Regions from separate parts of the Homo sapiens genome. Here region 1 is linked to region 2. Evidence: chromatin loops called from intact Hi-C (ENCODE). Cell type or tissue: CD4-positive, alpha-beta T cell. All regions are shown on one strand. Each heading gives the region's core, and the rest is flanking DNA. Links, peaks and the distances in the headings are about the cores only.

Region 1 (9,447 bases), core at 1-8,000, 57 kb before region 2:
ATATGAATAGAAACGAAGATGGATTCATTTGCTAAAAGTGGAGCTGAAGCTGGATCATGCTAAACCAATGATCTGAAAATGAATTTTACAGGTTTTACTGGAAAACTGTGAATGAAGTTTTGAAATCCCTTGGAACTTCAGCAGGAGAATGTTGAAAAATACAAACATAAGTACATTTTATCACCAGGGAGAAGGGAGACTGGTCCTTCAGAAATTTTGAGTGGTTACAGTTCTTTTCTAAACCATGTTTTCATTTAAAGTAATGGGCAATTTGAAAGAAAAAAAGTATGGGAAATGGTGTGTAATTTAGTTACACCCCAGAATTTATTCCGCAGCAAGTCCCATTTCTCATTCACTGAACTACACAATTAGAGGTCTGCTTGCTGTAAAGTACTTGTATAACTGAGTAAACAGAGTTGAAAAAAATGTGGTAGATGCTAGGCTAACTTTTTCCAGTTGTATTAAATTGCAGTTTCTCTATATAAACTGCTTTAACAGACCTAGTTCTCTAGGAGAAATGGTATTTTTCTTCTCTTACATATAAATTGCAATATTAGTGTCTCTAATAAGAAATTTTAAAGAAAAAAATTTTCTCACTGTTTTTCTCTAAGTTCCTTTTTTCATCATCTCAAATACGTGTTCAACTCAACTCTCTGCTAGAAGATTATGAAACACTTTGATCTTGTCTTCAGATGCCAAATGTAGCACCATTGTTAAGAAGAGCTTTGTCAGGCTGGTGGTTTAAAGGAAGGGGCAAAGTTCCCATTTTAATTTCATGTAAAGTTAATGTTGGCCATAAAGTCACATCTGACTAGTCTTGCCAAGGAATTATTTGACCTTTACCTCTTTGTTTTCTAATTCCTTGTAAAACAGAAATAAAATGGCAAAGCTGAGCTTCAGTCACTGGGAATTACAGAGCACACTGGCTTGTCTCTTAACTTTTATTAGGTGCCATACATATATACAGGATCCATATATAGATATACAGAGAGAGTAATACATATATATATATAATATATATTTGTATATATATAATATATATACATATATATATAATATATATTTGTATATATATAATATATATACATATATAATATATATTTGTATATATATAATATATATACATATATATAATATATAGTATATATATACATATATATTATATATATACATATATATAATATATATTTGTATATATATAATATATATGTATATATATACATTTGCCCTGAGCTTGTTTACATTCTGCCCCTTCTACCTCCCCACCTCCCTGAGTAATATATATATTTCTCTCTATATCTATATATGGAGCCTTTATATATCTATATATGGAGTATATAGAATACACACACACACACACACATATATATATATATATATATATATATATACATGCACACACACATACTCCTAGCAAAATGGAAAATCAGATTTATTATTAGAATAAAACACACTAGGTTGAGCACAGTGGCTCACACCTGTAATCTCAGCACTTTGGGAGGCTGAGGTGGGAGGATTGTTTGAAGCCAGGACTTCAAGATCAGCCTGGTAAACATAGTGAGACCCCGTCTGTACAAAGAAGTTAAAAAAATAGCTAGACATGGTGCACACCTATAGTTTCAGCTACTCAGGAGACTGAGGTGGGAGGATCACTTGAATTTAAGTGTTTGAGGCTGCAGTGAGCTGTGATTGCACCACTGTGCTCTAGCCTGGGTGAAAGAAAGAGACTCTGTCTCAAAAATAAATAAATAAAAGAATAAAACACATTATATGTGTGTTTGTGTGTTTTCAGGGAGAAAAAGGATCACCCAGAGGCATCATCCTTTGTCACATCACCTTTCTTTAAGAAGGAAGTAAGATTGGGGGAAGGTGGGTCCAGATGAGGTGAGCCAGTGGAGAGCTTAAGGGACTGACAACTCCTTCTCCAGTCCTCTTCCTTCTGAGTTCCTCCATTGGTCACACTGTACCCTAATTAATGCTTTCCCTGCAGCCTGAAGCACTTCTTGATCATCACTGTCATAGAAGCAACAGTTTTCCATCAACCACTCCGAAGCCTACAGTCTGACCTGGACCCTACTTCTCCTGCTTTCATTATTCCTCAACATGAATGTCTGTGTTCAATCCCCAAGGCTCTAGAGGGTAAGCCTGAGTGGAAAGTGAGACAGAGCTAGTTAGTGGCAGTGGGACATAGAGCCAGGGAGGAATGAAAGATGATATCCAGGTCGGAGTTGGGAATCAAAGAGGCAGGTCAAAAGAAGTCTTCTTCCCATTAGAAACAATATGGGGGCCTGAGGTGACAGGCTTTACTCTGAGTCTACCAGCCTGAGAAGGGCTCAGGAGGAGACATTCGGGAGAGACTGCTGAGCAGTTGCTATCTATAGCTACTATTGACAATATTTATAAAGTACTGGCTGGTTTGCCCAAGCTAGTTAAGATAAACTCCACATGAGACAAATGAGTCCATTAATTTCCCCAGAGCTTGACCCGTTTAATCTGCCTTCTGGACCCCTGCTTATTGTTTGTCCAGCCTGGAATGCCTTCCCCTTTGCCTTGAGCTTGTTTACATTCTGCCCCTTCTTACACCTCCCCTCCTCCCTGAGCCTTTGCCAGTCACTTTACCCTCACCAAACTCCCCATGAATCATCCATTTGGCTCAGAGCATGTGTGAGTGGTAAGAAGAGCAACAAGAGCATTTTTGGAGCATTTGCTGTATGCCAGGGACAGCACTAAGCTCTTTACGTAGATGATCTCATTTAATTGTATTGCTACTTAACTACATATGTGCAGAATTCGTTTTTCCAAAATCCTTCTCAAAGATGGGGCTGTCTTTTATCTTTTTGCACCCAAATGACTAACAGAGACATGCTAAGTAAAGATTTGTAAATGATGAATATAAGAAGACAGCTTCTTTTTTCAAAATATAGTAAAAATAGTGATAGAGAAGATACAATCAGTAGATTTCTCCAGAAGGAAGAAGGGCAGAAGTAATATCAGTGCATAGGCAATTAGAAAGGTCTAAATGTTTAATGTCCGTAGCTGTCCAATCCTGGAAGTGTAGATTTGGAAGATCCCAGCACCAGAGGTATTCAGGTGGAGGCAGATTAACTATCTGGCAGTCAAGAGATTCTTAGACCGTGTAGGAGGTTAGATTAGGTGCTGTCTAAAGAAGCTTCTGAGGCTGGGCATGGTGTCTCATGCCTGTAATCCAAGTACTTTGAGAGGCTGAGGTGGGAGGATAGCTTGAGACAAGGAGTTTGAGGCTGCAGTGAGTTGTGATCGTACCACTGCACTCCAGCCTGGGCAACAGAGACCCTGTCTCAAACAAAACAAAACAAACAAAACACCAAAAAAAAAAAAACCCCAAGAAGCTTCCAATGCTGAGATTCTACTGCTCATGCAACAATTCAACCAATATTTACTGAGTTCTGTGGTAGAATAATCCTCCCACCCCCAGCAAAGATGTCCATGTCCTAATACTTGGAACTTGTGAATATGTTACCTTACATGGCCAAAGGGATTTTGCAGATGTGGATAAGTTAAGGATCCTGAGATGGGAAGATCATCCTGGATTATCTGGGCGGGCTCAACGCAATCACAAGGGTCCTTCTAAGAAAGAGTCAAGAGGGTCAGAGTCAGAGGAGAGGTGGCAACAGAAGCAGAGGTCAGAATGATGCCACTGATGGAAGGAGCCACAAGCCAAGGGATGTGGGCAACTAGAATCTGAAAAAGACAGGGAAATGGATTTCTCCCTAGAGCCTCCAGAAGAATTGCCTCATCAGTAGCTGGGACCACAGGTGTGTGCCACCACGCCCAGTCTTTTTTAAAAAAATTCATTTTTAGTAGAGATGGTATTTTACCATGTTGTCCAGGCTGTTCTCGAACTCCTGAGCTCAAGCGATCCACCTGCCTTGGCCTCCCAAAGTCCTGGGATTACAGGCATGAGCCACTGTGCCCGGCCCTCCCTCCCTCCTCTTCTTTTCTTGCAGGTAGAGCCCACCTCTCTTTTTGGATGCAGAAAATGCCAGATCCTTGCATTTCCATCCTCCCTTGCATTATGGGTATGGGTCTGTGACCAAATCAGGGCCAAGAGGATGTGAAAAAGCAATCTTCTGGGGGACTTTGGGAGAAAGAGGTTTTCTCTATTAAAAAAGAGAGACACACATGGGAGAATCAGCCTCACTCTCCCATTCTGGTTTTACAAGTGGTTGTGTGAGATGCCACGTTTGGATCCACCACTGCCACCCTGCGACCACAAAAGGAGGCATCCCCTATGCGTTAAGGAGGGCAGATGGAAATAGGGAAACTGCCTGGGCCCCATGTGACCTTGTGTCCCTGCTGGACCAACTCTGGGATCATCTACCTTTAAAATGTGGGTAAGGAAGAAAATAACATTTTTAATTGTTTATGACAATTTTAGCTAGGTTACTTGCAGGTGGCAGGCAGCAAGTTCACTGAATACTGCTTAACTTATGCACAATTGCAAAATCCTTTCTTGGGTGAATACTGGTATGAGTATATACAATTTCATTTTTGGCTTACATTTAAAAGGCACTTATCATTAATCTAATAAATAAGTTATTAAGGGTTAAGAATATTTGGAATCCATAACTTAACTCAGCATGTTTGTAGAGCTTTGGAGAACTCCAGTTCAGCATTCTCTTAAGAATCTGGCCGCTGTACAAGGCCGACAATGTTCAATGCTCCTACAGAATGTGTACACATACTGAAACTGGCAATCTTAACAGTTTTCAGGAAGGATGCATTTTGCTGCTATTCTTGCTTTTTCATTATTAATTATGATGACTTTATCTTCATTACTACCAATTTAATTTGCTGTGGGGTGTTAATGCCACCTTATGTGGCATTCCATATGTCCTTTGGCACTCCAATGACAGATACTTCCTTTGCATTGGATATCTTTGGGGATAGGCTTTAAGACCCACAAGTTCTATGGTTTCTAGATGAAACTCCATACTACTCCAGTTGCAGAAGATAGGTCTCTAACCAGCCCCAAAGTGCTAGTTTAATAAAGGTCAGTACTATTGCAGTGGGGAAAAGCATGAACAGGTGAAGTAAGTGGGCAGTGGAAACAATTTAGAAAGCATGTCAGTGCACTATAAACCCTGAATGAATGTTTCTGTCATCATACTATATGGTTACAATAACAATAACTACATTTACTTTGTATTATTTAATTTGCTTACCACAGCAGCCAACTGAAGGAGGTATTATCCCCATTTGACAGATCTAAAGCTGTGTCTTAGGGCTTAGGGGATGTGCCTCAATCATAGAGCTAGAAAGTGTGTGAGATAGAGTTCGAATTCAGGTCTGCTTGATTCCAAAACCTGGGCACCAGCTTTAAAAAATATGTCTTCTAGGCCAAACGCTGTGGCTCACGCCTGTAATTCCAGCACTTTGGGAGGCTGAGGCGGGTGGATCACGAGGTCAGGAGATTGATACCATCTTGGCTAACACGGTGAAACCACGTCTCTACTAAAAATAAAAAAAAAATTAGCCAGGCATGGTGGCACACGCCTTTAGTCCCAGCTACTCAGGAGGCTGAGGCAGGAGAATTGCTTGAACCCAGGAGGCAGAGGTTGCAGTGAGCCAAGATCATGCCACTGCACTCCAGCCTGGGCCACAGAATGAGACTCTGTCTCAAAAAAAAAAAAAAAAAAAAAAATATATATATATATATATATATATATATATATATATATATATATATATATTCTAAATGTGCCATTAAAATGAGAAAATTCAAAATCATGAAGACAAATTATGGGGACTGGGTTGTGTTTGTGCTCATAAGGTGTTTTTTGCCTATAAATTCAAAACTTTGTTGGAATTACCACATAAGACTTAACTATTTGTCAAACAAATATTTTCTATTGAACAGAGTTTTTACCTATGAATATTGATTCTACAAAGACACTTAAATAAAATTTCCAGTCCTGTGCCTCCAGTTGATTTTGTCTTCTTTATTCTTACATGCAGTACATGCTCAAGTGTTGCTGGTAAAGAGATGTGTTGTTACTAATATTATTATTATTTGAGTCAGGGTCTCACTCTGTCATCCAGGCTGGAGTGCAGTGGCATCATCTCAGCTTACTGCAACCTCCGCCTCCCAGGCTCAAGTGATCTTCCCACCTCAGCCATCCGAGTAGCTGGGATTACAGGCACACACCACCATGCCTGGCTAATTTTTGTATTTTTTGTGGAGACAGGATTTTGCTAGGTTGCCCAGGATGGTCTTGAACTCCTGAGCTCAAGTGATCCTCCCGCCTTGGCTTCACTAAGTGCTGGGACTACAGGTGTGAGCCACTGCGCCCGGCCAGGGATGCATTATTTATTGAGCTCCTGACAGGTAGTGCAACAGACGCTTTTGTAGCTATCTCATTATTCTCATGCTAACACCACAAGGTAAGCTTCATTATCCTTTATTTGTAAGTGAGAAAATTAAGACTATGAGTATTTTACTTCATAGTTTTAACTCCCTTAAGGAGAGGAAAAAGGCATATTGGAAGTTACAAAACATTCCGATGTTTGTCCTTTCCTGCACCATTGTACCAAACTGTCTATGGCAGATCAATGACAACTGTAGCCTCAGATGTTCACTTTTCCTTGCATTCTTGCCTCCTACAGTGTCACTTTGTAGATCCTCACATCCAGAGGTGATTATTTTCCCCCGACCCTTTAACCTGTGCCAGTCTTGTTACTTGCTGTTCAGCCAATAGAATGAGGAAGAGGTTACAGTATGCTAGTTCCACGGCTATGCTTCAAGTATCCTGCATGCTTCCATTTCCTCCCTTAGGCTCCTGCCACTGTCATGAGGACATGAAAATGAGGGACCATATGGAGCACAGTTTGGGTCATCCCAGCTGAGGCCGTCCCAGATCAGCAAGGCTCTGGCTGACCCAGCGGCTGACCACATGGATTAGTTAGGGTTCCACAGAGATACAGAACCTGTTGTTTATTTATGTTGCTGTCTATGCCTATGAGATTTATTGCAAGAAATTGGCTTACACAATTGTAGGGGCTGGTTAGGTAAGTCTGAAATCCATAAGGCAGGTGGGCAGGCTGGAAACTGTTGGGCAAGAGCTCTCACTGCGGGCCATATGCCAAATTCCTTCTTCCTCTGGGAAACCTCAATTTTGTTCTTAAGGCTTCTCAATGAATTGGATGAAGCTCACCCAGGTTATCGAGGAACTCTCCTCAAAGTCAACTGATTGTAGATGTTAATCAAATCTACAAAACACCTTCACAGCAACACTTAGATTAGTATTTGATTAAATAACTGGGTACAATAGCTTAGCAAAGTTGACACACAAAACTGTCCATCCCACTGCAGATGTGTGAGTGAGCTGAGATCAATAGAGCCCAGCCTAGATCAGTGGAACTGCTCAGCCAACCCTCCCTCCCTCCAAAGTAACCAAGAGGAATAATAAATGGATGTTGTTTTAAGCCATTAAGATCTAGGCAGTGACACAGCAACAGTTAACTGCATATGCAGCACTTCTTACTTTGAAACAATATTCGAAAATCCTTTAGCCCAAGGACTTTTACCCTTTCTATTTTGGCTGTCTGCTATAATTTCCCCAAGACAATGCAGAAGACAGCTACCAGGTTGGTTTCTAGAGTGACCTAGCCTAGCTCTGTGCCTCCTGGAAACGTGTTGAACTCAAAAGCCAGCCTTTATAGCTCCTGTTTGTCTTAAAATCACAGTACTAAGCTCCAAAGCAGGTAAAGAGAAACATTTTACTGTCTTTTGAAAAGCCTTTAGCAAAGAGTATTTGAGGACTATTTAAAGACATGGTGACATCATCTGGAAAAGCACACATTCAACCAAGTACCAAACACAAATAGATGGAAGAGCCAAGGAAACCGGCCTGCTCTTTTCTACTTCTGAAAGTCCATCATATATAATGTGGTATAGAAAAAAGAAAACTGCCAAAAGCAGAAATGAAAGAGGCTCAGGACAGAAAAGCAAGCATGAGAGTTAACTCTTAAAAGCTGGGAAATTCAAAATCCAGGGCTGGACCCTTGCCACTGAGTGAAGGCAGCCCTTTCCTGGGGCCTGAAGCCACAGGCCTGCCTCTGAGGCACGGCTGCCAGGTACAGCTCTACAGTTGTGCACTTCACAAATATTCCTGGCTAAGGAGCTGAGTAGGGACTGAATCCAGTTACCAACCTGTGTGTCTCACTGATGTGTCTGCCAAGACGGGGATCTTTTTCTAATCTGCACAAAAGTACCATATGGGCTAGCAGTGGCCTGACTTGAGGTGAAGGTTTATCAATTTTTTCCATATTAAATGTTAAGGAAAGAGAGTACAGGGAAAAAGAAGCAAAGCAGAATTTTACTGCTTTTGCAAATGCTGCTTCAATGGTATCAGTCAGACACTGCAACCACATCTCCCACCCCCTCAAGAGTTCAAATAAACATGCCTCCATTTATAAGCCAAGAGGCTTGGTGTACTAAAGTGGCCTCAGGCCAGTCCTCTAAGACCCCCTTTAACCCTACCCCAGCACTTAAGCCCCTCTTCTGTAAACATTCTGGAGCTGCTGCTGCTGCTGGTCTCAGCCTTCAGTGACTCCTAATAGAGCAGCCATTCCTTTCCTGTGCTTACATGATGATACTGCTATGAGCACCGGGTGAGGGATGATGAGGAAGGGATGATGTAAGTGCAGGGCATGCTCACTGCTTCTGAAACCAGTCCACCTTGAGAGAGGACAGGGCTGGTCCTCTCAGATATACCGTATGAATTCAGAGCAGCCTCCTCTCCTCCTTCCCCTGAGGTTGTAAAGACCTAAAACTTTAAAGGACAGTGGGAATATTTCATAGGCTGGAATCAATACTTGTCATCAATGCCTCTTCATGGCTTTTCTTTATGTGTACTAAAATCGAAGAATTAAAAGCCTTAAAGAGGAGTAAATACGAAGAAGATTATGCCATGGATTTGACACATTAGTATATATTTTAGAAAAAAAATCAGGTATGAAATTACCATATGAGAACTAAGTGGACTGTAAAATAACTATTTTATGCTCAAAACAGTTTTTATCTTTGAACATCAGCTTCACAAAGGCACATTTCCAAATCATCAGCCTTGGATTTCCGAAGTGTTTTTCCTATTCATTTTCTACTTATTACTGAGCAGCAGGCTCTGCGCAGAACAGAAGTCTGTGGGGTGGAAGGAGAAATTCTCATTGTTGTGAATGCATTCATTGTGTGAGTCTGTTCACAGAAACCCATGAAGGAGAAACTAGGAGCCTCCACTTTACAAGGAAAGAAAGTGAGGCTTGGGTGAGGGAATGACACAAGGACCAAAGTCTCACACCTGGTATGTAAGAGAGCTGATACCTTGACCCAGGGGACTGAACTCCAAAGACTCCATGCATTTTTCCCTATCCAGGAATGAATAAAAGAGGCAATTTGATATTACTTTC
Region 2 (10,901 bases), core at 2,902-10,901:
ACTTCTAAGTGGGGTTGTCACCACCATTTTCTCGAAGGGAAAATTGAGGCCCAAAAGGGGCTCAGTAAGGCATAAAAACATCACACATTAAGTAGAAGAACTGGAATTCATGTTCTTGGCTTTAAACAAATGGGCATTTATTGAGCATATGCCATATGCCAGGCTCCGTGGCAGGCACTGGGGATACAGAGAGCAGAACATAGTACCTGAAATGCAAGATAATATTACAACACAGAGTATCACGGGCCCCCTGAGAAGGTGAACCAAACCTGTGACAAGAGAAGGGTTTCCTAGAGGGGAAGCTTGGTCCTGATGGTGCATGAGTAGAGGTCACACGGGACAGAAGCAATAGGGTTGAGGAAACTTCCATATAGAGGAAAGGGACTGTGCAAACATGACCCATTTGAGGGACCTGAGAATGGCTTTGTGTGGCTGGAGCAGTCAGTGTGTTTTGATAAGTGGCAATGGATGAGTTTGGAGAAAAATGTAGGGGTCATATTCAGATTTGAAAGTTTCTATGAATCTTCTAAGAGCTTCCAGTTTAATTCTGAAATCGATGAAGAGCCAAGAAAAGTTTTAAGCCATGGAATGCCATGATTGTGTGTGCTTTCAGGAAGATAATTTGATGGGTGAGCAGACTGAGGGAAGGAGACTGGTTAGGAGGCTGGCCCTATGGTCCCAGGGAGGAAGGCTGAGGGTGTGAACCAAAGCATGGGCAGTGGAGTGGGAGAAGCAATTCCTGCACAGGAGAACTGAGTAGCTTCTTGATCAAACTGATGTAGGAAGAGAGAGAAAGGAAGGAGGCTAGGAAGACGCCCTTGTGTCTGGCTTGGGCAGCTGGAGAATGGTGGTATCATTCACAGAAATAGGAAGAACAGAAGGAAGAACAGATTTTGTGGGGGAAGATGGTGAGCGTGGTTTTGGACATGTTGAATTCAAGATGCACATGGGAAATCCAACTGGTGTTACTTAGTAGTCAGACATATGCAACAGGAGCTCACCAGGAAGCCTTAAGTGAAGTCAAAACCATGGCTGTGACTGAGCCTCTCACAGGAGAACATGTGCAGTTAGGAGAGAAGGGGCCATGGTCAGTATGCTGGGGAGTGTTCACAGTTAAATAATAGACTGATGGAGAGGAGTTCAGCAAGGAAACCAAGAATGAGTGAAGCGAGAAGTAAGAGGGAGGGATCACATGGAGGCAGGTGCTGCAGCCTGTGGTTAGGAGCAGAAGCTTTGTGGCTGAGACTGGCTTGGTGCTCAACAAACCCATCTCTCCCTTCCTGGGCATATAAATAAGCTCCATTTCTCAGCCTCCTTGCATCTAGGTAGAGCCAGTGACTAGGGTTGCTACTGAATGTGAGATGAGGTAATGTGCAATTAAATGCAGGTGCATCTTCCTCAAGTTCTTCTCCTTCCCATCCATAATCCCTTTGGAGATCACATGTAAAAGGAACTCTGGAAGGAAAGCTCTCAGATTTTGAGTTTTATTAATTATACCAGCATAACCTAGCCTATCTTTCCTGCGCCTGGCTCTGGAGTCACACAGCTGGATTTGAATCCTAGCTCTACCTTTTGAATCCTGGCTTTACCTCTTGCCAACCATGTGACCTTGAGTAAACTTCTTAATTTCTCTGTGCCTCAGATCCCTCATCAGGAAAATTGGGATAATAATAATATAGTTGTCTGAGGATAAAATGAGGTAATAAATATGAAGCACACCGACAAGTATTAAAAGCTCTAGAAATGTTGAAAGCTAATGGAAAGAATGTCAGGAATGGGGGAATGGTTCACGACAGGAGTCAGCAAACTATGGCCTGCAGGTCAAATCCACTCTGCTGCCTATTTTTATATGGCCTTTCAGCAAGAATGAATTTTACATTTTTAAATGGTGGAAATAAATGACATGAAAATTATATGGAATTTGAATTTCAGTATCCACATATGATGTTTTACTGCAACAAAGCCACATTCATTGTTTACATATTGTTATGGCTGTTTTGCTCAATGATGGCAGAGTTTGAGTAGTTGCAACAGATAACATACGGGCCCACAAAGCCTAAAATATTTACACTGCCTGGTCCTTTACAGAAAAAGTGTGGTGATCCCTAGTTTACGGTGTCAAATGCAGCAAAGGTCAAGAAAGATAACTAAAAAGGGTTAACTGGAATTGGCAAAAGATTACTAGTGAGCTTGTTAATGGCTTTATTGGAGTGGGGAAAGTGGAGAATAGATTTTGGTGCCAGGCAAATCAAAGTTTGATTTCTGACTCTACAGCTTGCTAGCTTTATGGTCTTGGGAAGTCAGTTAACTTTTGTGAGCTTCAATTTCCTTGGCTTCAAATTAGGGATTAACAGAGCTTACTTCTTGAGTTATTGTAAGGATCAGCAATAATGCATGTAAACCATAAAACACATTCCTGGTTTAGAGTAGGTGCTAAATAAATGCAAGTTCTTGTTTCATTTAATCTGCTGCAAACAAAATTGTCATTCCTTTATAGTAACTGCATTTTCACTTTTTAATTTTTTAAAAGAATTTTTTTTTCTGGGCTTTCCAGCAAAAACTAGAAAGCCTGCTAGACAAATTCTAAAAGAGCTGTAACACTATATTTTCACTTTTAATATTTTAGTTTTCTCTTCCATCTTCTGCTGGTTTACATTATATTTTAAGTCACTGCTCAAATCTCACCTCTTTAATGAGGGCATACCATTTAATATGGACCATCCTGATTAATGTGGTAATCTGTTCCTCCCCCAGCATTCCTAACCCCCTTACCTTTTCTACTTTCTTTTCTCATAGAGTTTATCACCTCTGACAATCTAGAAAACTGACTAATTTACTATGTTTATTGTTTACTTTCTGTCTTCTGCACTCTGATGTAAGCTTCTTGCCACAAGAGCCCTTGCTTCTTTTATGTAATTATATTCTAAGTGCCTAAACAGAAACTGGCACACAGTCGGTGTCCAATTAATACTTGTTGAATGATTAAATGAAAAAAGAGTAGATGAGGATTAAAAAAAAATCCTGCTCAGGACTGGATATGTTCCTTCCATCTTGGGACTGGGACTTGTCTTATTCATCTCTGTAAAATTCTCAACTATTATCTGTTAAAAAATAACTGTAAAATTCTCAACTATTAACTGTTAAAAAATAACCTCGGCTCCATCACCTCCATTCTCTCTTTCTGGAATTCCTTTTAGAATATGTTGAACCAATCATTCTATCCTCAATGTCTCCTAAGTTCTTTCTCATATTTGACAACTATTTAGCTCTGTGTTTTATTCTATGGCAATTTCCTCTACTCTATCAAGTGCCTTTTTAGCTGCATCTAGTTTACTATTCAACCGTTAATTGAATTTCTGTTTCAATTGACGATATTTTTGTGTGTGCCTACAATGCCTGTTTCTTCCCTTTTTCTTTCTTCTTTTCCATTTGTTCATGTATTTGTTTCATGGCTTCTAATCTTCCCTTTCAATATTTTGAATATCCTTATATTATGATTTCTTTCAGATTTTTCTGTTCTTTCTAGTTCTTGGGGGGTGTGGAGTCTTCCATTTCTTTAACTAGCTGGCTTCCTTGTTGTGAATCATTTCTTTGTGCAGTCTGTAATTTTAGATTGTAAGTGGTTGTTTTGCATTAGCCTCTGCTGGAGTCTTATGGGTCAGCAACTGAAAAGGCTCCCAATACATATCATTGAATGACCTGTCTTTGGAGGTTAGGATGGGAGGCAGTACATTGTGGCAGAGGCAGCACAACCTCTTTCTTTTGTAAATTGCCCAGTCTTGGGTATGCTAGAGAATGTGCCCTAAGTTCACATCCTTATTGTGAAACTATTTATGTAACCTTGGGTAAATTACTCTTCTAGTCCTTTTTTTTTTTGTCTGTGATATAGAGATAATAATTCTTACTTCCTAGAGATGTTGTGAAGAATTGCTGAGTTAATATAAGAAACTCGGCACAACGTTTTGCATGTAATAAGTGCTTAATAGATGTTAAAAATTACTATAAACATGTGTAGCTATTATAGCACTTGCCAACATCATCTCCTTGCTTTGTGCTATAAGGAAAGAACTTTATACTCAAGAAAATAGCTCCTGAATACGTATATGAAATATACAGCCAGCCATTACACATGGACACTGGTCTGATCTGTTTGCTTTATTTGTGATGAATATTAGTTAAAGATGGGAACAAAGCCTCCCCCAAGAACATGTTCACTTGGCTTTTAGCCATTGCTGAGGAGCACTGATGAGAGGCGGAAGAAAGTTTTGGACATTTTTCTTTTTTAAAAATAAAGCCTAATTAGGGGGTTGGCTCATTTGCCAACTATTTTGGTTCATTAAAATATAGCAGCAGAGAGAGTTCTTCTGCTGAGAGGAAAATGACCCAGATAAATGTCTTCAGTTTTATTCAAAGAGAAAATGTATTTAACTTCTTGGCTATGCTTTCCTCGTTCATCATTCCCTTCCACAGACTAGTGATATGGTTTGGCTCTGTGTCCCCACCCAAATCTCATCTTGTAGCTCCCATAATTCCCACATGTTGTGAGAGGGAGCCAGTGGGAGATGACTGAATCACAGGGGCGGGTCTTTTCTGTGCTGTTGTGATAGTGAATGGGTCTCACAAGATCCGATGGTTTTAAAATCAGGAGTTTCCCTGGACAAGTTCTCCCTTTGCCTGCTGCCATCCATGTAAGATGTGACTTGCTCCTCCTTGTCTTCTGCCATGATTGTGAGGTCTCCCCAGTCATGTGAAACTGTGAGTTCTCCATTAAACCTCTTTCTTTTATAAATTGCCCAGTCTTGGGTATGTCTTTATCAGCAGCTTGAAAATGGACTAATACAGTTAGCGATAAAATAGCAGAGCCCTGAACCTGTAGCTGATGCTCAGTAAATATTATTAGTTTATTAGTGGGAAGGGATAGAGACACAGGCAAATTCTTGGGCAAGAGAACCTCATTTCTATCCCATGTTAACGTTTGATGATAAACCTTTCTTTAATTCACTGTGTTTTGAATCTTAGGACAAGGGAGTGCCAAAAAGCCAAACTTAGTGAATGAAAACTGTAGACTACTGTAATTTATCATGTAATATGTTATTAGTTATCTGTATATATTTCACAAAATGAGTTTTTATAATTCAAATTTTCATAAAACATTTACAAAGGTTCAACTTAAAAACATTTAAATAGAGAACTATTTTCAGATTTTAATTACCTGATCTTCATAATCAGATCCTGTATCAATGATCTCTCCAGTGTCCAATATCATCGAAGGATCAAGGTCACTTGAACCTAAGATTAGGAAAGAAAAGATAAGTGGATGGAGGTTGTCTATGTATGTTTCTAAAGCAAACAGTCTCTCACTAGGTTTCCATATTTTCCTATATCACATTAAATTCACAAACATTTCTAGACTGTTCTCATCTGCCAGGTACAATGTTTTGCTGGAGATTCAAAATGCAGAGACTCTGGACACTGTCTGCATCCTTAAGAAGAAGAAAATACTGTGAGGAAGAATAATTTGTCAACAAGAGTTATTATTAAAGGTTCAGCAACCCAAGAGAGTGAGCTACTAATTCTGATTAGTAGTAGAGGTGATGGTGGAGTTAAGATTCTTCATGAGGTACTAATCTATGATCCTGAATTTTGAGGGTGAATACAGGTTGTCCAGGAGGGGGAGCAGTTTCAGGATTTGCAACAATAATGGAAGTAGAAGGAACACCATGAGCAAAGTACAGAGTGGGAGGAGAGTAAGGGGTTTCCAGAAACAGGAAGGGCTAAGTTTGCGTACTCCCTGAAAACTCGAGTTTTTCCTCAAGCCTTCGGGTCACCTTAGTTGCTGAAGGTAAGAAAAATCGGGTTAACTTAATGTATGAATAGAGAGATTATTTCCCTTAGGTACTACAGGTTTCATTAAATCAGTTACCCATTAATCCCCAAGGCTCAGACTTAAACTGGTAATTTTTACAATGGGACTTCTGAAGCACAACTGATTCATCATTCTCATTTAATAACTCTTTCCTGCTAGGAAATATATATCATCTAACTACCCAGAAAGACTGAATTCAGTGCTGCCCATAAAATATTATATATCCTGTGAAAAAACATTGTTTCACTGTAAACTTGGCCTTGGCAAATCATTCTTAGTCAGAATATCCAATGAGTAATGCATAATGAATATAAATTTGTAAAAAATGTTAAGCATCTCATACACTTCTCAGATATAGACCTGTCCCCGATGTTGCTTTCATATTTTCTTTCCAAATGAGTCGGGGTATGTCCTTACACAGTCTTCTCTCATCTCTTCTCTTTTTTCCCCCTTCTCTTCTCTTATCATTGTCCCTGCTGTCTACCAACTTGACAAAGTAATAGCCATTACCAAATTGATTAAGTTCTAAGCAGTAATGCCAGTGTTTACTGTGTTTATATCTTTACATTTTTTACAGGATGATAAAGTTTTTCAAAATGGACATACTAAACCATCAAACCATTTTGGAAAAGTAATCATAGCGTTGCCATGAAGAGTTGCAGTTGCATAAGTGTGTTCAGAACAACCCTGGGTGATGCTAGTCATGCTGTCAGCACAGCCCTTGCCAGACCACTGTTCATAAGATGGCTGCTAGAATGGAGTTGGCAAGACTACCCACCATACTATTAACAGAGATTAGAAGGTAGAGGTGGGAAACTTTAATTTACATATGTATTTTAACATTAGTGGGATTATACATAATTTTTCTACCTTTGTACTTTTGGTATTTTTTTCAAATAAATAATTTTGTAAGGTGTATTTTGGGGCCAAAATACTCAGCCGTCGTAAAGCCCAGTTTGAAGGTCAGTTTGCACTTATGTTGTGAGGCAGTAAGTATCAGAAATAAAAAAAAAATCTATATATGTATTTTTCCCATTATAAGATAATAGACATTTTAGAACTATCAGGTTGGTGCAAAAGAAATTGTGGTTTTTGCCACTACTTTCAACGTCTGTTTCACAGAATCCCACTTCTCATTTTAGAAAAGAGGAAAATGAGATGCAGAGAAGTTAAAAAACTTGGCCTAGGTCATGTAGAAAGTGCCTGAGACCAAAGGCAGAGCCAGTAGCTCCTACTTCTCTTTATAACACACCATGCTGACTCCAAATTCTAAGCAAGGGCAATCGAAATGGGTTTATACAGACCCTCTTTCGCTACAGTGCTCTGCAGGAAAGGACCTGGAGGAGCATGCTGTCAAGTCCATGTGCTGAGAAAATGAGGAACAGTGAATGGTTGATGATGACGCAGGTCATAGGGTGGCTGTGGAAATGGAAGAATCAGAAGTGGAATTAAGGAGTCTCATTCAAGCTGGTAACAATCAATGCTCCCTTCTAGGTGGCTGCTATTGAAAGCATCATTAAAGATAACACAAATTTTATCTGGCTTTCTTTACTTCCACAATATGATTATTATCTGCCACTGACTGGTGGAAGTGGTGATAGCTATTGGATTCAAATGATACCTTTGCTTCACCTGTACTTAGAGTGATTCATGTGGAGTGAGTACTGTGATCTGAACATGAAATCTTTTTAAACATATAGCTGCTTTTAGTACCCGTGTCCTACTTATTTTATTTAATTACAAAGTGTTCTTTCCGTTGTTTTCAAAAACGACAATGTGAAAGGCTCTTAAACAACTCAGTTAACGGATATTACACGTTAATACTTGAAAACGGAGCAAGATAATTAGAAAACTATCATCAGCAATGGTAGAATGAAAATACCTTTGTTTAAAAGAAAGCTTCATGCTTATAAGTAAGAAGAGATTGGATTTCCTAATAAAATGTATGTTGTTTTTTTTTGACAGAGTCTCCCTCTGTTGCAATAAGATGCTTTCAACAGGAATTATATTGTATCATTAGGGATGAAATTTCTTGAAACATTGTTACTCCTGGCAACAGGATTAATATATCATAGGAGGCAACAGACAAAGGATATCATTATCAGCTTGGATAATGATTGAATGGCTTTCATTTTCTTTTAGCATTGGTTTCTTGGTTTGCTGAAAATGGGACCTTTAATAATACTCTAAGGTTTGACACAAAAAATAGAGGGAAAATATAGACAAATGTACACATTACTGCCTTCTTTCGTTGGATAATTTAACACATAAAACAACTGCAATGATATTGTTACTCAAAAAAGACAGAAAAATTAGGATGTTACGAAAAAGTGATAGTGTAGCTTTCATTTTCCCCGTTTTGAATTTTTCAATTTCTTTCCAGATTTAAAAATATTATTTCTATAGATGACAGAGAAAGGTATGCGCTGAAATACAGAACCCTAGAGGAAGCACCCAGTGCTGCTAGTTTTAGAATGGCCTTCAGAAATATTATTTTCAGGTTGGCTCCTTAAATTTAAGGGGGAAGGTGATACAAATTAGCTTTAGAGGTACCAGAGGCTAACCATATTACTTTCTGGGTCAACGTTACAGATGTTTTTCCTCCTAGTGGATCTTTAACTCAAAGTTTTAGGAAAATCCTCCTCCCACTTTGAGTACCCCATAAAGACACTCCTACAATTGCAGGGCTTCTTAAGCAGTGAAGGGTGTCCGTAAATAAAACTCCTCCAACCCTTAAACTGCACCCTCTGAGGAAAGCAGTTTCTCCCTTGTCCTGTCCCTTACAGCGTAGCTTACAGTTTTATTTTCATTAACAGTTTCGTTACAGTTTAATTTTAACGAAAATTAAACCTGTAAGGGTTGTGTTTCATTTCTGAATCTAAGAACAAAACTTAGAAGGTACATGTGTTCAATGCATACGTACCAAATGACTAAAAATGAAAGGACACTTCCACTTTACCTGTACAGGTCTTGCTCTCATTGATCCATGCTACAAACATTAAATGTCTCCTATAAGTGCCTGACCTGCATTAAGCACTGAGAGGCCAGCTCGAATTCCACAGGCATGGAAAGTGTTCATTACAATGTGTAGGAAGAGCACTGTATTTACTTGGAAAAATATTCTGACGGTATTTGGGACTAGAACTCTTTGAGGGATCTGGGTGTTGATGGGTTGCTCTGGGTGAGAAGGGGAAGTGGGGAGTTTTTCAGTTACTCCAGGACAGGGTTGGGGCAGGGAGGAGGGCAGAGAAGGAGAAGAGAGAAGAAGTAGATCCAGGAAAAGTGGAGAAAGTTGTATTGTGTAAGATGTGGTTTCTCCCCATGAGCCCTCAAATCTGCTGCAAAGACAGGAACCCATAGATAGCCTTTTCAATGTGACAACCACATACTTTGCATACAGAAACCATTTATTTTTCAGAACAATCCTCTGGGGTAGCTGCTATTATTATCCCCTCTTTATAGATAAGGAGATGGAGGCCCAGAGCAGTTGAGTGACGCAGCCAGATGGCTTTGCTAGAAGTGTGGGTGGAGGGCTTCATTGAGGGGGAGACACTGTAGACAGGCCTTGAAGAAGCAGACGATCAGAGCAATGGTAGTCTCTAAGAAAAGTCCTGGTACACCTGTGGGTCACAGGGTGCTATTCAAGGGCCTAATCTAGTCTGGGGTGGGGTCTGAGAAAGTCTCCTTGAGAAAATCACCACGTTTACTCTGAGGCGCAAAGTAGAATCTGGCCAGGTGCAGGATGGGGCTCTATGGGGTTGGGAGAGTGAGAGGGATGCAAATGAGGAGAGGCATTTTCTAAGCAGAGAGAAGAGCAGGTGGAAAATGCCTAAGGCAGGAAGGAACTTGAGGTATTCAGAGAACTGGGGGAAGCTGGTGCCAGTGACGTTGGGGAGGGGATGTTATGGCAGTAACAGGACCACTGCAGGAAAGCAAAGGATTTGGGGCTTTCTTCTGTGCTAAGGGTACTCGTGGCCAGCCTGCAGGAGTCATTGAAGGTTTTGTTTTGTTTTTTTTTCAGAAAGGCAGGATGATTAGAGCTGCATTCTGTGAAGATCTCCATGGCAGCAGGACATTCATGACAGACAGGAGAGGCCAGGGATGAGGAATGACAAAGCGTTTGGTGACTGCAGTGGGAATAAAGACAAAGGTTTGGACTCCCAAGGTGCCCCCGTGGATTGATGATCAGTGTGGAGTGTGAGGGCAAGAACACTTCTGCCTGGCTCCCCGGAGAAAGGTCAAGGTGAGAGAAAGAGAATTGGATGCCATTCATAGGAGGCGATATGGGAGCTGTGGGGCAGCTGAGATTCTGCAGAAAGAGAGTTGAGAGAGAAAAAAACAGTGGCGGGACCAAACCTGGAGGCTGACAATTCATAGAGCAGAGGCCATGGATATGACTTATTTATTGGGTGAGTCATCAACATTTATAAGCCAGGAGATTTCACCATTGTTCCTTAACAGCGACAGTTTCCTGGAGCTACACAGTATCTGCCTCCTGCAGGGGAGGCACCATTTACTTCTAGTTTACTGCACTTTATTCACCTAGGGCTGTTTTAGAGAAAACAAACTTATTCTAAGGCTGAAGCAGAAGCCAGCTTTCAGGGGGTCTCAGGAGTGGAAGAGTTAGCGGGAGTTGAGGCTGCAAGCACAGAGTCTTCTGTTTATGAGCTCTGAGGTACAGAGAGGAGAAAGTAGACACCTGGAAACTGCTGTTAAGGCTCAGGCACTATGCACTTTACCAAGGGGACCTTAAGAGAATGAGGACACAGCACGTGTCCTCAGGCGGTTTCCTATTGGTACAGAAACCAGCACAGTTGCATCACTGCAGGGCACAAGGCTCCCTAGTGGAGAAACACCGCTAGGGAGCCACGAAGTGCTGGGTGTCCCAAAGAAGGGGTGGCTTAAATCAGCCCCTCCATCCCACTGTATTAGCAAACTGAGGATATCTAGCAGTTAGATATTTGTCGTTAGAGGTAGTCACTTCTAAAGCATCTTCTAAATAAAATATTAACTTGAAAAGCACAGAGTCATAGTA

The links. Peaks named below come from ENCODE experiments on the same cell type or tissue, not always from the same donor. Only the 100,000 strongest peaks of a DNase experiment are listed, where the experiment ranks them.
Region 1: a loop joins it to region 2, with 1.8 times the contacts of the local background. A loop is called at or near these places in 3 of 110 quality-filtered maps.

What each region holds. Positions count from the first base shown.
Region 1 is chr1:77,467,112-77,476,558 of GRCh38, reverse strand. All of the region lies in intron 8 of AK5 (adenylate kinase 5), which reads right to left. Among named protein-coding and RNA genes, the nearest start is that of AK5, 190 kb to the right of the region's middle. In CD4-positive, alpha-beta T cell, for the core only: no CTCF peak of the experiment used is centred there; no DNase peak of the experiment used is centred there.
Region 2 is chr1:77,412,027-77,422,927 of GRCh38, reverse strand. It overlaps AK5 (adenylate kinase 5), which reads right to left. Exons shown (of 14, transcript NM_174858.3): 8 at 5,213-5,289. It also overlaps the pseudogene RNU7-8P. Among named protein-coding and RNA genes, the nearest start is that of AK5, 140 kb to the right of the region's middle. In CD4-positive, alpha-beta T cell, for the core only: no CTCF peak of the experiment used is centred there; a DNase peak (open chromatin) is centred at 7,237.